Linked DNA regions of Homo sapiens: all the other regions are linked to region 1. A link is a contact called in ENCODE Hi-C or POLR2A ChIA-PET data. All regions are on one chromosome and are shown on one strand. Each heading gives the region's core, a stretch centred on a gene start or an enhancer-like site at or near the end of the contact. The rest is flanking DNA. Distances are from core to core; before and after follow the strand shown.

Evidence for each region. A loop is a pair of places that touch in the nucleus more often than their neighbours do. ChIA-PET counts read pairs that join two places held with the same protein, here RNA polymerase II (POLR2A). Pooled maps may share reads with other maps.
Region 2: a pooled map shows a loop between it and region 1 (2.7-fold over the local background). The contact joins two enhancer-like sites. A Hi-C loop is called at or near these places in 6 of 168 maps with a recorded cell type or tissue (CD14-positive monocyte, HCT116, PC-3 and 3 more), 21 of 37 single-sample maps with no recorded cell type and 18 of 50 pooled maps. POLR2A ChIA-PET finds 5 or more read pairs at or near these places in 3 of 52 experiments (MCF 10A, activated CD8-positive, alpha-beta memory T cell and activated T-cell).
Region 3: a loop to region 1 is called in a map of lower leg skin, with 5 times the contacts of the local background. The contact joins two enhancer-like sites. A Hi-C loop is called at or near these places in 10 of 168 maps with a recorded cell type or tissue (CD8-positive, alpha-beta T cell, Caco-2, OCI-LY7 and 4 more), 1 of 37 single-sample maps with no recorded cell type and 10 of 50 pooled maps. POLR2A ChIA-PET finds 5 or more read pairs at or near these places in 5 of 52 experiments (MCF 10A, OCI-LY7, SK-N-SH and 2 more).

What each region holds. Positions count from the first base shown.
Region 1 is chr2:43,539,355-43,543,616 of GRCh38, forward strand. It overlaps THADA (THADA armadillo repeat containing), which reads right to left. Exons shown (of 38, transcript NM_022065.5): 21 at 1,805-1,962. Among named protein-coding and RNA genes, the nearest start is that of THADA, 55 kb to the right of the region's middle. Within about 2 kb of position 2,062, at least 16 of the 41 ENCODE cell types and tissues checked have a DNase peak (open chromatin) inside an H3K27ac peak, as active enhancers do; they include CD14-positive monocyte, where a contact is called at or near this core.
Region 2 is chr2:43,141,433-43,145,694 of GRCh38, forward strand. No RefSeq gene overlaps it. Among named protein-coding and RNA genes, the nearest start is that of LINC02580, 41 kb to the left of the region's middle. Within about 2 kb of position 1,704, at least 4 of the 41 ENCODE cell types and tissues checked have a DNase peak (open chromatin) inside an H3K27ac peak, as active enhancers do; they include CD14-positive monocyte, where a contact is called at or near this core.
Region 3 is chr2:43,238,409-43,242,670 of GRCh38, forward strand. The region is part of intron 36 of THADA (THADA armadillo repeat containing); the gene reads right to left. Among named protein-coding and RNA genes, the nearest start is that of LINC01126, 13 kb to the left of the region's middle. Within about 2 kb of position 1,968, at least 5 of the 41 ENCODE cell types and tissues checked have a DNase peak (open chromatin) inside an H3K27ac peak, as active enhancers do.

The sequences.
Region 1 (4,262 bases), core at 812-3,311:
AAGGTTTTAAGCACATGTAAGTATATTTAATTATTATTAATTTAAAGGAAGTTCATGGGGCAAAAGGTTATGTTTAAAAGCAGGAATTCTCCAGTAATGTAAATAACACTAATTTCTTGATGACTTTGGATTTTTATTGACTCCTAAACTGAGACATTTCTTTAGCTAAAGTCAGCAATACGAAGAATCAAGTTTTTCATAGGGGACGGGGTTCCAGTGTTAGAACACTGCTATTACATATACAGTTCATCGCTCATTCAGTCATCAGTTTCTTCTCACGCCTATGTATGTGAGGTTACCATGTGAATGGCAACATAGAAAAATGACTGGACCTCATTACAACGGAAACTAATGTTTTACAGAAAAACAGTCAGGATCTTATTTTTTATTTAAGCAGTCACTGGAAGAATTCTTTGGTTTATAAGAACCTGTCTTTTTGTGATAATTGTTTTTTTTTTTAACAAACATCTCTTATTTTACATTAATTCCCAATTTTAACACGGCTGTCGCACACAAATTAAATACATAAGATTTGGGTGCTATGTGAAAAGTGTCAAGGCAAAATAATGTTCATAGGAAGCTTTCACGTCTTAGTTACAGTAAAAGCAAAATACACTTCCCTTAATTTGTTTTTTAAACACTACCCAACAAACCCAAAAAACTAAATGTTTTAACTTGTCCTTGGAAAGAGAAGTTGGGAAATCAAAGGCCTCTAGCACATGTTTACTTCTTAGCAAGATGGTGAACATCAGTGAAGTAATCATTAATCATAGCTGGATTCCTCAGCAAAGATGTTGGCATTGGCACTACAGCCAGTCACCAGCAATGACTGCAAGTAACTCTAGGACACTGACGCCTATTTGATTTGGAAGAGAATAAGGAACATAATGATGCCTGAAATGTCCTGTGCGCCTTTGCCTTTCTTCATCTCAAGGCCTTGCAACATCACAAGCGCAGCTGTTAACCAGATGCATGCAACATAAGCCACAGAGTGTGAGAAAAAAAGTATTAGCATTATTTCCATGGAACTAGTCATGTGGTTATTATAGAAATAATCAGCATTAGCATACTACAATATTTGTTTTGTTCTTGAATTGTAACACCCTAGGGAAAAAGTTGCCTTTATTTTTAAAAAGTTAAAAATGAAAGTACATGTTATATATCTTTGCTGAAAAATGGTGGGAAATGGATTTGTCAAAACCATATGGAAAGGAAGAGGGAATCAATTAAAAACAGAAATCTAATAAATCTAAAATATTTCCAAATGAAATGCTTGTGGTAAGCTAACTTCTTGTAAACACCGCACTCAAGTCACTTGAACAGTCCCAGATGGTGAACTAACTTTGTGGTCTTAAAACAAAAGTCAGCCAAAAAAACCAAGACTACAACTTTATTATCAATGCAGTGGGAAACATGAGATCCATAATCAACCAACATGTTACTTTTTTTCTTTCCAAAATTTAAGAGATTTGTGGAGTTTTACTAAATAAGACAATTTTAAGCTAAAGTTTAAGTCTGTGTATGTGAAATGGAGAAATAAAAATTAGAGATAAAACTACAGTTAAAAGTGAGGTAAAATCTACAGTTATTTATATACCTTAGAAAAAATTTCTAAAAATGCCACAGTTTTGAAATGTATTATAAAGTCTAACATTCTAAATTACCATGAACTTTCTTCAGTTAACATTTGTATGATTTTATTCAAGAAAAATTTTAAACCTTTTTTTAGAGTTGGGTTATAAAAAAAAAAGTGATTTATGCGTTGACCAGAAATTATACATGGTGGAATAAACATGTGCCTTACCTGCTCCACCGTCAATAATCCATCAGAAGATTCTGGCACAGGCTGCATGGGCAGAAGCTGGCACAACATGCCTAAAAGTAAAGCAACTTCCTTCATACTTCTCCAACAACATACCAGCACCATCTGCGCAGTTACATCACATGTTTTTACTTCTTTACCTTAAACAAAAAAAAACACAACGATTGCAACCTTGATTACTCATATCCCAGGTTTCTAAAAACAAGCTTATTCATAATTTCCCCAAGAATAATCTGCTTGAACAAACCCGATTTGTCATGTTATATTTACTCAGAAGGAAAGAAGCTAACATTTGTCGAGCATGTGTTATGAGAAGAAATCATGCTAAGTTTTTTTTTTTTTCTTTTTTGGAGACAGGGTCTCGCTCTGTCACCCAGGCTGGGGTGCAGTAGCATGCTCATGGCTCACTGCAGCCTTGACCTCCCAGGCTCATGCAATCCTTCTACTTCAGCCTCCCTAGTAGCTGGGACTACAGGTATGCGCCACCACACCCAGTTAATTTTTGTATTTTTTTGTAAAGACAGGGTTTCACCACATCACCTCCTGGACTAAAGCAATTCTCTCGCTTGGGCCTCCCAAAGTGCTGGGATTATAGACATGAGCCACCATGCCAGGCCCAGTATTTTAATTTATTATTTTCAAATTAAATTTTAAAATAAAACACAATATTGTTCCAAAACTTGTTTAATCTTTAATTTCCAAAGATTAAACAAACTCTGCCTCTCTGTCATAAAGTATGATATGGATGACTATAATAAATACACTCCTTATTTATTTTGGTGAGCATGACTGTTGCATTAGTAAAGGAGTAGAATATAACTTTTAAAATCAAAGGAAAATACAAATTATCTTTCAAAATATATTTAATTCCCATGGCCAATAAGCTATAATTAGCCTTACTTACTCTCTTATTCTAGTTTTAGGAGTATTTTTGGTACTGATATTTTTTTAAAATCCAAGATGAACTATTATATTAAATAAAAGAGCACGCTGACAAAATGGTACTTATAGGGTAACCTCATTTGTGTTTTTATTTAAAAAGCCCAATGCATTAAATGGGTAAGTGTACATACACATAAACATATAAAATAAGTACAAAATAATATATTGCACTAAAGAAGGAAGACATGGAATTGGAGAGGAAACCTTGGAGGAATTTAATTTGTTTTTAATTCATATGTACCTCTGTTGTTTGAAACTATTACAATAGGCTATAATTACATTTATACATTATTTTGTGTAATTTAAAAATTTAAGTGTGGAGATAATTTTTTGCAAGACAATATCCCCACCTAGTGGAGAATGTAGAATATGTAATACATCACTAAGAAATTGCTGCTTCTGATGACGTTTTACAGCACTGCAGAAAATTCAGTAACAACTAATGATCAAACAAGATGTAAGAACTCGAATTCTGGAAGCTTGACACAACAAAGCAGCTCCCATTTTACTAATAAGGTTTGTTTCCTTTAAAAGCCTGCTTGACTTTAAGAACTCTCACAGCAGACAATGAACCACATTGCTGGGAGAAGTTGATTGCTGCCCAAACCCAGGTTCATTATATAGCACTGCTCTTATATCACCTGGGCTGTCAAGGCAGGTTTTATCACTCCAAGGCTTTCTGTTCTAACAGCTTGTTCGCTGCACAACAGCACCTAATAGGCTGGTGAAAGTCTTCTTTAATTTAATTTAATTTTATTATTATTATACTTTAAGTTTTAGGGTACATGTGCACAATGTGCAGGTTAGTTACATATGTATACATGTGCCATGCTGGTGTGCTGCACCCATTAACTACTCATTTAGCATTAGGTATATCTCCTAAAGCTATCCCTCCCTCCTCCCCCCTCCCCCCACCCCACAACAGTCCCCAGAGTGTGATGTTCCCCTTCCTGTGCCCATGTGTTCTCATTGTTCAATTCCCACCTATGAGTGAGAATATGTGGTGTTTCGTTTTTTGTTCTTGCGATAGTTTACTGAGAATGATGATTTCCAATTTCATCCATGTCCCTACAAAGGACATGAACTCATCATTTTTTATGGCTGCATAGTATTCCATGGTGTATATATGCCACATTTTCTTAATCCAGTCTATCATTGTTGGACATTTGGGTTGCTTCCAAGTCTTTGCTATTGTGAATAGTGCCGCAATAAACATACATGTGCATGTGTCTTTATAGCAGCATGATTTATAGTCCTTTGGGTATATACCCAGTAATGGGATGGCTGGCTCAAATGGTATTTCTAGTTCTAGATCCCTGAGGAATCGCCACACTGACTTCCACAATGGTTGAACTAGTTTACAGTCCCACCAACAGTGTAAAAGTGTTCCTATTTCTCCACATCCTCTCCAGCACCTGTTGTTTCCTGACTTTTTAATGATTGCCATTCTACCTGGTGTGAGATGGTATCTCATTGTGGTTTTGATTTGCATTTCTCT
Region 2 (4,262 bases), core at 454-2,953, 400 kb before region 1:
ACCCAGCTAATTTATTTTTGTATTTTTAGTAGAGATGGGGTTTCACCATGTTGCCCAGGCTGATCTTGAACTCCTGGGCTCAAGCGATCTGCCTGCCTCAGCCTCCTCATATTTTTTCAATTTTTTTTTTTTTTTTTTTTTTTTGACAGTCTCACTCTGTTGTCCAGGCTGGAGTACAGTGGCGCAATGTCAGCTCACTGCAACCTCTGCCTCCTGGGTTCAAGTGATTCTCCTGCCTCAGCCTCCCAAGTAGCTGGAAATACAGGCGTGCATCATCATGCTCAGATAATTTTAGTATTTTTAGTAGAGACGAGGTTTCACCATATTGACCAGGCTGGTCTTGAACTCCTGGCCTCAAGCAATCTGCCCGCCTCAGCTTCCCAAAGTGCTGGGATTACAAGCATGAGCCACCGCACCCGGCCCGCAAATGTTTTTGATAGCAGTTGGTTGAATACACAGATGAGGAACCCACAGACACTGAGGGCCGACTATATAAAAACTCAGGGATTGAGGCAGAGACTTTGCTTCCTCATCTGAGCACCTGTTGAGGTTGTTAAGAGCATCAGTGTCAGAGTTAGGCAGACTTAGGTCTGAATTCTGACCCTGTCCCTTTCTGGTTTTCTGATCTTATTCAGGTTGTTTAATCCTCCTGTAACACAATTTCTTTGTAGGTAAAATGAGGATAATACCCATCCCTGGACTGTTTTATTAACCAATACATTGCCTGGCATATAGAAAAGGGTGAAAAAGGCCGGGCGCGATGGCTCACACCTGTAATCCCAGCACTTTGGGAGGCCAAGGTGGGCGGATCACCTGAGGACAGGAGTTCAAGACCAGCCTGGCCAACATGATGAAACCCCATCTGTACTGAAAATACAAAAAAAATTAGCTGGGTGTGGTGGTGCATGCTTGTAATCCCAGCTACTCAGAAGGCTGAGACAGGAGAATCATTTGAACCTGGGAGGCAGAGGTTGCAGTGAGCTGAGATTGTGCCACTGCACTCTAGCCTGGTGACAGAGCAAGACTCCCTCTCAAAAATAAAAATAAAAAATAAAAAAAAGAGAAAAGAAAAAGGTGAAAAAATATTTTAAGCATGTGGAACCATGTGACCCAATCTGGCTATCTCCTTCTGCAATGCCACCCTCCTCTTCTTCCTGAGTCCATCTCTCTCCTCCCAGTTCAATCCTCAGTCCCCAGCTTTAGGCTCTCCCCTCTTAGATCCCTCCCACCCCTTACCCACAGCACTCCTTGTCTGGGCTTCCCCACCTAGCACCTAGACAGGGTGTCCCATCCACATTTCAGACAAGGCAACAAGATTCCTCCATGGCTGCCCATGCCTCAGAATCACTGCTTATCAAGCCCAGATGTGTCCACACTCCAGGCCCCCCTTCCTTGCCATCCCCATGAATACTGACTTCTTTGTACTTACTTGTCAGGGTTCTTGGTTGCAAGCAACAGAGAACTAACTCACGGACTTCTAGGGCTGGCTAGAGAGCCAGGCTCACAGCAACCAGGGAGGGCTGGACGGCAGCCAGAACCCCAGCCCAAATCACGCCTTGAGGACAGACCAGGGAGGACAACTGAGTAACCAACCTGAGGACTGGCCCTGCGGCCCCACTGCCCCGACACCTCCCTCCTGCTGCTGCTGCTGCCTCCACTTGGGGCAGATGCACTCCATCTCTGCTTCTTTGTGTCTTCTGCCTGAGTCAGGGTTGCTGAATGTGTGTGTCTGATTGGCTGAGCCAGGTCACAAGCCTGCAGCAACTGCAAGGGAGGCTGGGAAAGTGAGGCCTGGTGCCTAGAGTCTGCCTCTTGGGGAGACTCACAAGGTCAGGAAGGTTCCAGACAGAGGCCAGAGAGTCTGGAAAACATAAAGGTGGGCCAGGCGCAGTGGCTTACACCTGTAATCCCAGCACTTTGGGAGGCCGAGGCAAGAGTATCACCTGAGGTCAGGCTTTCAAGATCGGCCTGGCCAACATGGTGAAACCCTGTCTCTACTAAAAATGCAAAAAATAGCTGGGTATGGTGGTGCGTGCCTATAGTCCCAGCTACTCGGGAGGCTGAGGCAGGAGAATCGCTTGAACCCAGGAGATGGAAGTTGCAGTGGGCCAAGATCATGCCACTGCACTCCAGCCTGGGCCAAAGAATGAGACTCCGTCTCAAAAAAACAAAACAAAACAAAACAAAAAAACATATAAAGGTCCCCTCTGCTGGGTAAGAAACCATTTGCTCCTGGGGCAGGGCCTGTGTCTGCCTATCCCAGCCCCCACCCCAGCCTCAGGAGTGGCTGTGCTCTCAACAGGGCGCAGGAAACCTTCCTCAGGTGAGGGGTCCCAGAATTAGAGACCACGGGAGCTGGAGGGGCCATATAGGGGCATCTCTACAAAAGAAGTCCGTGGACTAACATTCAACCACCCAGTTTTTATTTTGTCAAGTAAGAATATCAGAGAAATAATAAACCATTTTTTTTTCTTTTTTGAGACAAGATCTCGCTCCGTCACCCAGGCTGGAGTGCAGTGGTGCAATCTCAGCTTACTGCAACCTCCGCCTCTTAAGGCTTAAGCAATCCTCCCACCTCAGCCTCCCAAGTAGCCGGGACTACAGGTGCACGACACCATGCCTGGCTAATTTATTTATTTATTTTTTTGTTGCCCAGGCTAGCCTCGAACTTCTGGCCTCAAGTGATCCTCCTACCTCAGCCTCCCAAAGTGCTGGGACTGCAGACATGAGCCTAGGCTAACAAATCACTTTCTCCTGGCACCATCATTTCATCAAAAAAGAGACAAGCGACATCTTAAACACCAAAAAAATAAAAAGAGAGGAGAGCAGGTTTTAGAATAGAGCATAATCCTTTAAGCTAAATACATATTGGCTTTAAGAAAACTCATTATATTGCCCTGAATTTCCAGGACTTTTCAGGACTTTTGCTGGAAACCTGTGAAAAGATCATGACACAGCTGAACTTGAATATGGGCTGTGGATTAGAGAATAGTATTGGATCAATGCTGAGTTTCCCGTGTCTACCATGCAGGAGTTACGTAAGTCTTGCACTGTAAAAGAGCATCCTTGTTCTTAGGAAATACACCCTGAAGTATTTAGAGGTAAAAGGGCATGATGTCTGCAACTTATTCTTAATTGGGAAATTTCAGGAAAAAATTACACATACACACATCCACATTCACACACATAAACATATATAAAGAAAAATAAAGTAAAAGGGGTAAAATGTAAACAATTAGTATATCTGCAAAAAAGTTATACTAGAGTCTTTGTAGTATTGTTGCAACTTTTTGGTAAATTTGAAATTATGTCAGAATTAAGTTACCCAAAAAAATGTTAGCAGTGAGTTAGCAGTGAGCCTCAGGGTTGGTTTTCCCTTGGTACATTACCTATTTTGGAAGTGTTTGAAGTTTTATGAGCATGTATGATGTTTGTAGTCACAAAGAAGAAAGACCAAAATTACAAAAATTAAAGCGAAAAAGAAAAGGCCATGAAAGACTCAGTCTAGCTTTTTTTTTTTTTGAGGCAGAGTCTCACTCTATTGCCCAGGCTGGAGTGCAATGGCGTGGTCTCGGCTCATTGCAACCTCCACCTCCCGGATTCAAGTGATTTTCCTGCCTCAAAGGCACCTGCCACCACACCTGGCTAATTTTTGTATTTTTAGTAGAGATGGGGTTTCACTATGTTGGCCAGGCTTGTCTCGAACACCTGACCTCAGGTGATCCACACGCCTCGGCCTCCCAAAGTTCTGGGATTACAGGCGTGAGCCACCGCGCCTGACCCAGTCTGGCATTCGACACTTGCTGATCTGGCCTAAGTTCCCATTCTACAGGAAAGGAAACTGAGGCCCAGGCAGGGCTTGCAGCTTGCTCAGTGGCACACAGTAAGTATCGTCAGTGAGGACTTGGCCAAGGCTGCTCCCAGCACAATTCCTTCCATGCGAGGATGTTGCCCATGAAGCAGAGTGTAGGTCTCAAGGGTAAGTAGGGCCAGGCAGGACTGGACAGGACGTTGGGACTTGTCCCTTCGAGAATGCCAGGTCCCATAGGGATGCATTTCTTCGACATTTTACCCCGATACGTTCCCTTCAAGCCAAGGAGGATGATCAAGAATTGCTCCCTACACGTTTACCTATTTCTCATATGGGGAAACTGAGGCCCTGAGAGGTTCCGGGACTTGCCTGAGATCGTACTGCAAGCAAATTCCAGGCTGTAAAGTTGAGTTGTAGTGTAATTGGCCAGATCTGGCTAAGTTGCCTCAAG
Region 3 (4,262 bases), core at 718-3,217, 300 kb before region 1:
CAAAACCCCAGTCACATTCCACTTCACACCCACTGGGATGACTATAATAAAAAAAAGTTAAGTTTTGGCAAAGATGTGGAGAAATTGGAACCCTCATACATTTTTAGTGGGAGTGTAAAATGGTGTAGCCACTTTGGAAAACAGTCTTGCAGTTCTCCTCAAAAGATTAAACCTATGACCCAAAAACTGCACTCCTAGGAGTGTATCTAAGAGAGAGAAAAAAGACACATCCACACAAAAACTTGTACATAAATGTTCATAGCAGCCTTGTTCATAAGAGCCAAGATGTGGAAATAACCCAAATGTCCATCAGCTAATAAATGGATAAATAAAATGCTGTTATAAATTCATACAATGGAATAGTAATCAGCCACAAAAGGGAATGAAGAAGCAGGAGGTCTAGGTGGGAAGGTAAGACAAACACCCAGGCAACAGCAGGGACATCAGGTGCTCAGTGGAGTGGTTCACATGCCAAGAGCTGTGGGAGCTGGGGGTTGGTGGGAGGAAGACGTCAATGTGGGGAATAAATGATCTCCGAGGCTCTTCCTCCCACCGGCTACACTGCTAGGGCAAGAAGAAATATGCCCTAGAATCTTCCTGGAGTGCTTCAAATGGGTGGGGTTAGCTGGTACACATTCATGTCTGTGGTAGGCCTACACAAGTGGGATTAACATGTGGTCATTTGGAATCATGTTGGAAATGTGATGGATCAGCATTTAGAATTGGTTAATCTGGTGCCTTCCATCCTTGTGAAGGGATAACTCACTGGGACTGCAGAGGAGGGAAGCAAACCAGAGCCTTCAGGGCTGCTGCAGTATAGCCTTCATCTTGCTACTGCCCCAGCCACATCAGGGCTCCCCATCCAAGGCAGATGCCTAGCTATCAGAAACCCTGTTATGTGCTGATACTCCCTGGTGCTTCTTCTCTGCCTCCACGATGAGCGCCTCCACCCCCATCCCCCGCCCCCCAACAGGGCTGGAGGTGAAGACCCAGGCCTCACACAGTGTGTTGCCTCCACTACAAATCTCAGCCTCTGATTCCCCCCACTAGGGGAAGTGATTATTAATTTCTAGGCAGGTAGACAGGTAAGTCACAGACTTTGAGGTTGCTTTCAACTACTGAATGAAAGAAAGATGTCAAAGTGGATGTCTTCCAGGTGCCAACCTTGAAAACTATTTCAGACCACGGATTAAAAAGCCCATGGTCTGATTTTAAAGTATTATGGGGGAGATGACTTCTAGACTAAGGCCATTGGTCAAGTCTGCCTTCTAGTCCTTCTCAAGAGAGGGCAATCAGCATAGTAAATGCTGTGCAAATGGCAATGGGTTGAATTCTCCCTGCCCCTAGCTCTGGAGAATCCTCCTTCAGGCATCTGAAAAATCCCTCAGCTTTAGGGGACTGGCCAAGGTGTTGGGTGGCCCTGCCATCCAACCAACTCACCACCCATCCACCCACTCACCCATTCACCCATCAATCTGATATTTTATCTACCCACAAGTATTTATTGATCACCTGTGTGTGGAGGACGCTGTGTGAAACATGAGGAAAACCACCCAGAAAACCACTCTAAGAGAGAGAAGAGTTGCCAGAGGCAAGCTGACCCACACGAAGTGTGACGAAACAGTCGAAGACGGTGTGTGACACAGACAAATTATATCATGAGTAGGGGTAATCAAAAGACAGAAAGGAAAAACAAATGTGGAAGGAGGAGGTGGCTTCACAGACAGGCTAAGCAGGGTGGGTGAGAGGACACACACAACCGAGAGGCAGTGAGGAGCCCAAGCTTGGGCCGCAGGGAGACAAGCTGCCCACTAAAGGGAGGACTGGAGGCGAGGCCAGGCAGGCTGGGGTGGCCTGGGCAGCAAAGGCAGCGTCTGACGGAGTGAGTGTTACTGCACTTTCTTTTTTTCTGAGCAAAAATACATTCAGGTTTCATGAGGCCGTTTCCAGATAACCTCATTATTTCTAGTCTTCTCCATGGTCGTCTTCACTTCCCCTTAGCAGGGGAAGAGCCTGAACTTTAAATTAGTCATGAAAAACAAGCTCGGTTCAGCTGACTCTGCCAGTCAACATTTCCTGGGGCTGCCAGAAGCCTCTCAGTCCCCTACCTCCCCTTACCCTCTACTCCGAGACTAGCCAGGGCTCTCCACCCACCAGGGCCATCAGAGCCCAGGCTCAGAGCTGGGATTCCAGGTGGGGCACTCTGTGAGTACATTCATGGCCATGCTATCAAATGCCATCATTTCAACCTTTACCACCAATTAAAAGCTCCCAGCTGACCCCTACTGGAGACAAATGGCCCAGAGGAAGGTCAGTGTCCTAAGGAATGGAAGGGGATCATCTCCCCAGCTGCAAAGAACCCAGTAGGAAGTCTGGGTCGGGGAACATAGGTGTTTGTGGTTAACAGTCTCTGTCCTTTATCTGAAAATTTAAAAAATTTCATCAAAGAAGAACCAAATGTGCTGGCCAGAGCTCTCAAGGGCAGCCCTAGTCCCAGCATGCACTGGGCCAAGTGCCAGGGCCGGGTGCAGCACCAGGACTATGGCCCACCCTCTCTCTGCCCTCGTCCCTGTCTGTGCCCTTGTCCACAGCCATCCCTTCCCCCAAATCCCTACCTGGCCATGATATTAAGTCTGGGGGGAATTCAGACTTCACCGGGCCCAGGTGGACCCCTCTTCCTTTTTTTTATGTTTATTTTTTTGAGACAGGGTCTCACTCTGTCGCCCAGGCTAGGGCAAAGTGGCACAATCACAGCTCACTGCAGCGACCTCCCAGGCTCAAGTGGTCCTCCCACCTCAGCCTCCCTGGTGGCTGAGACTACAGGCACAAACTACCATGTCCCCCCTAATTTTTGTATTTTTTGTAGAGACGGGTTTTGCCACGTGGCCCAGGTTGGTCTTAAACTCCTGGGCTCAAGTGATCCACACACCTAGGCCTCCCAAGGTGCTAGGATTACTGGTGTGAGCCACTTTGCCTGGCATCCTTTTTGTTTTAAGTCTTAGAGCCTACTATTTAAAAGAAAGTATATGCGGAGGCAGAATCCAAACACACACAACTTGGGTTCTAAGCTGAGTTGTGTCAGCTAAACTGTACTAAACAGTCCCTTTGCACCCCTGTCTGGACTTACCAGCAGTGTCTGGACAGGGGTGCAAAGGGACTATTTAGTACAGCTCACATGGATTTAAAAAAAAATCAGGGCAATTCTCATAAAGATCCAAATTTCTAGCATCTTTTGAAAATTAGGAAAATCAGACTGTGGTGTCTCTAGGCCTGCATTAGAAGACGGCAGCAGCTGCTGGAGCAGAGCGGTGGCCACGCCTACAGAAGGCGGATGCTTCCAGCCTGGGACCGCCCTACTGCCTCCCATCGCGCGCCTTTCACGTGCGTGCTCACTTGAGTGGTCTCTGTGGACATGTGAGTTGGTGACCCCTGTGAAATGGTACTGAAGAAGGCAGCTGGCCCCAGGCCCTCCCCTTACTTTTACAGGAGAGAACACTGAGTCCCTCAACCAAACCTCATCTCAGTGGTCTCCCCACACTGCTATCTGGGCCTTCCCCCTCCCTCCAACTCTCTTGGCTTTGATTCACTCACCATTCCCTGCTCTGGGGTCCCTTCTTCCTCCTTTTCACTTAGCCTGCCGGCCTGTCCCTCAGGACGCAACGCAGATCCTGTGGTGTTTCTCAGCCCACTGGGGACTTTTTCTCCACTGTATCTGCACAGTGCTCAAGGTGTTCACAGATGCTGAGGGGGGCACTTCATGGCTGAACCCTGTGTCTTTCCTTTCCCAGGACTGTCTATAAAACCAACACTGGGTACTGCCCAGATACCACCCGCTTAGCACTTGACTGTGGTCTTATACTATGCAATTTACTTGTGACTTGCATTTTCCCATTGGGGAAAAATCCAAGATTGCAAGAATAAGGTCTAGGTAGATAGAATTATTGTTGCCATTTTATACTCAAGGTGACTGACATTTAGATAAACAACTTGTTCAAGATCATACAGGATACAGGTTGCAAGTGGTAGGGCCAGATACAAATCCAGGCTTATCTGACTCCAGCACTCCAGCACCTATATTCTTTTTTCTTTTTTTTTTCTGTGCAGACAAGGTCTGGCTCTGCCACCCAGGCTGGAGTGCAGTGGTGTGGTCTCAGCTCACTACAACCTCCATCTCCCAGGTCAAGCCATCTTCCCATCTTAGCCTCCCAAGTAGCTAAGACTATAGGCACACCATCATGCTTGGTTAATTTTTGTATTTTTGG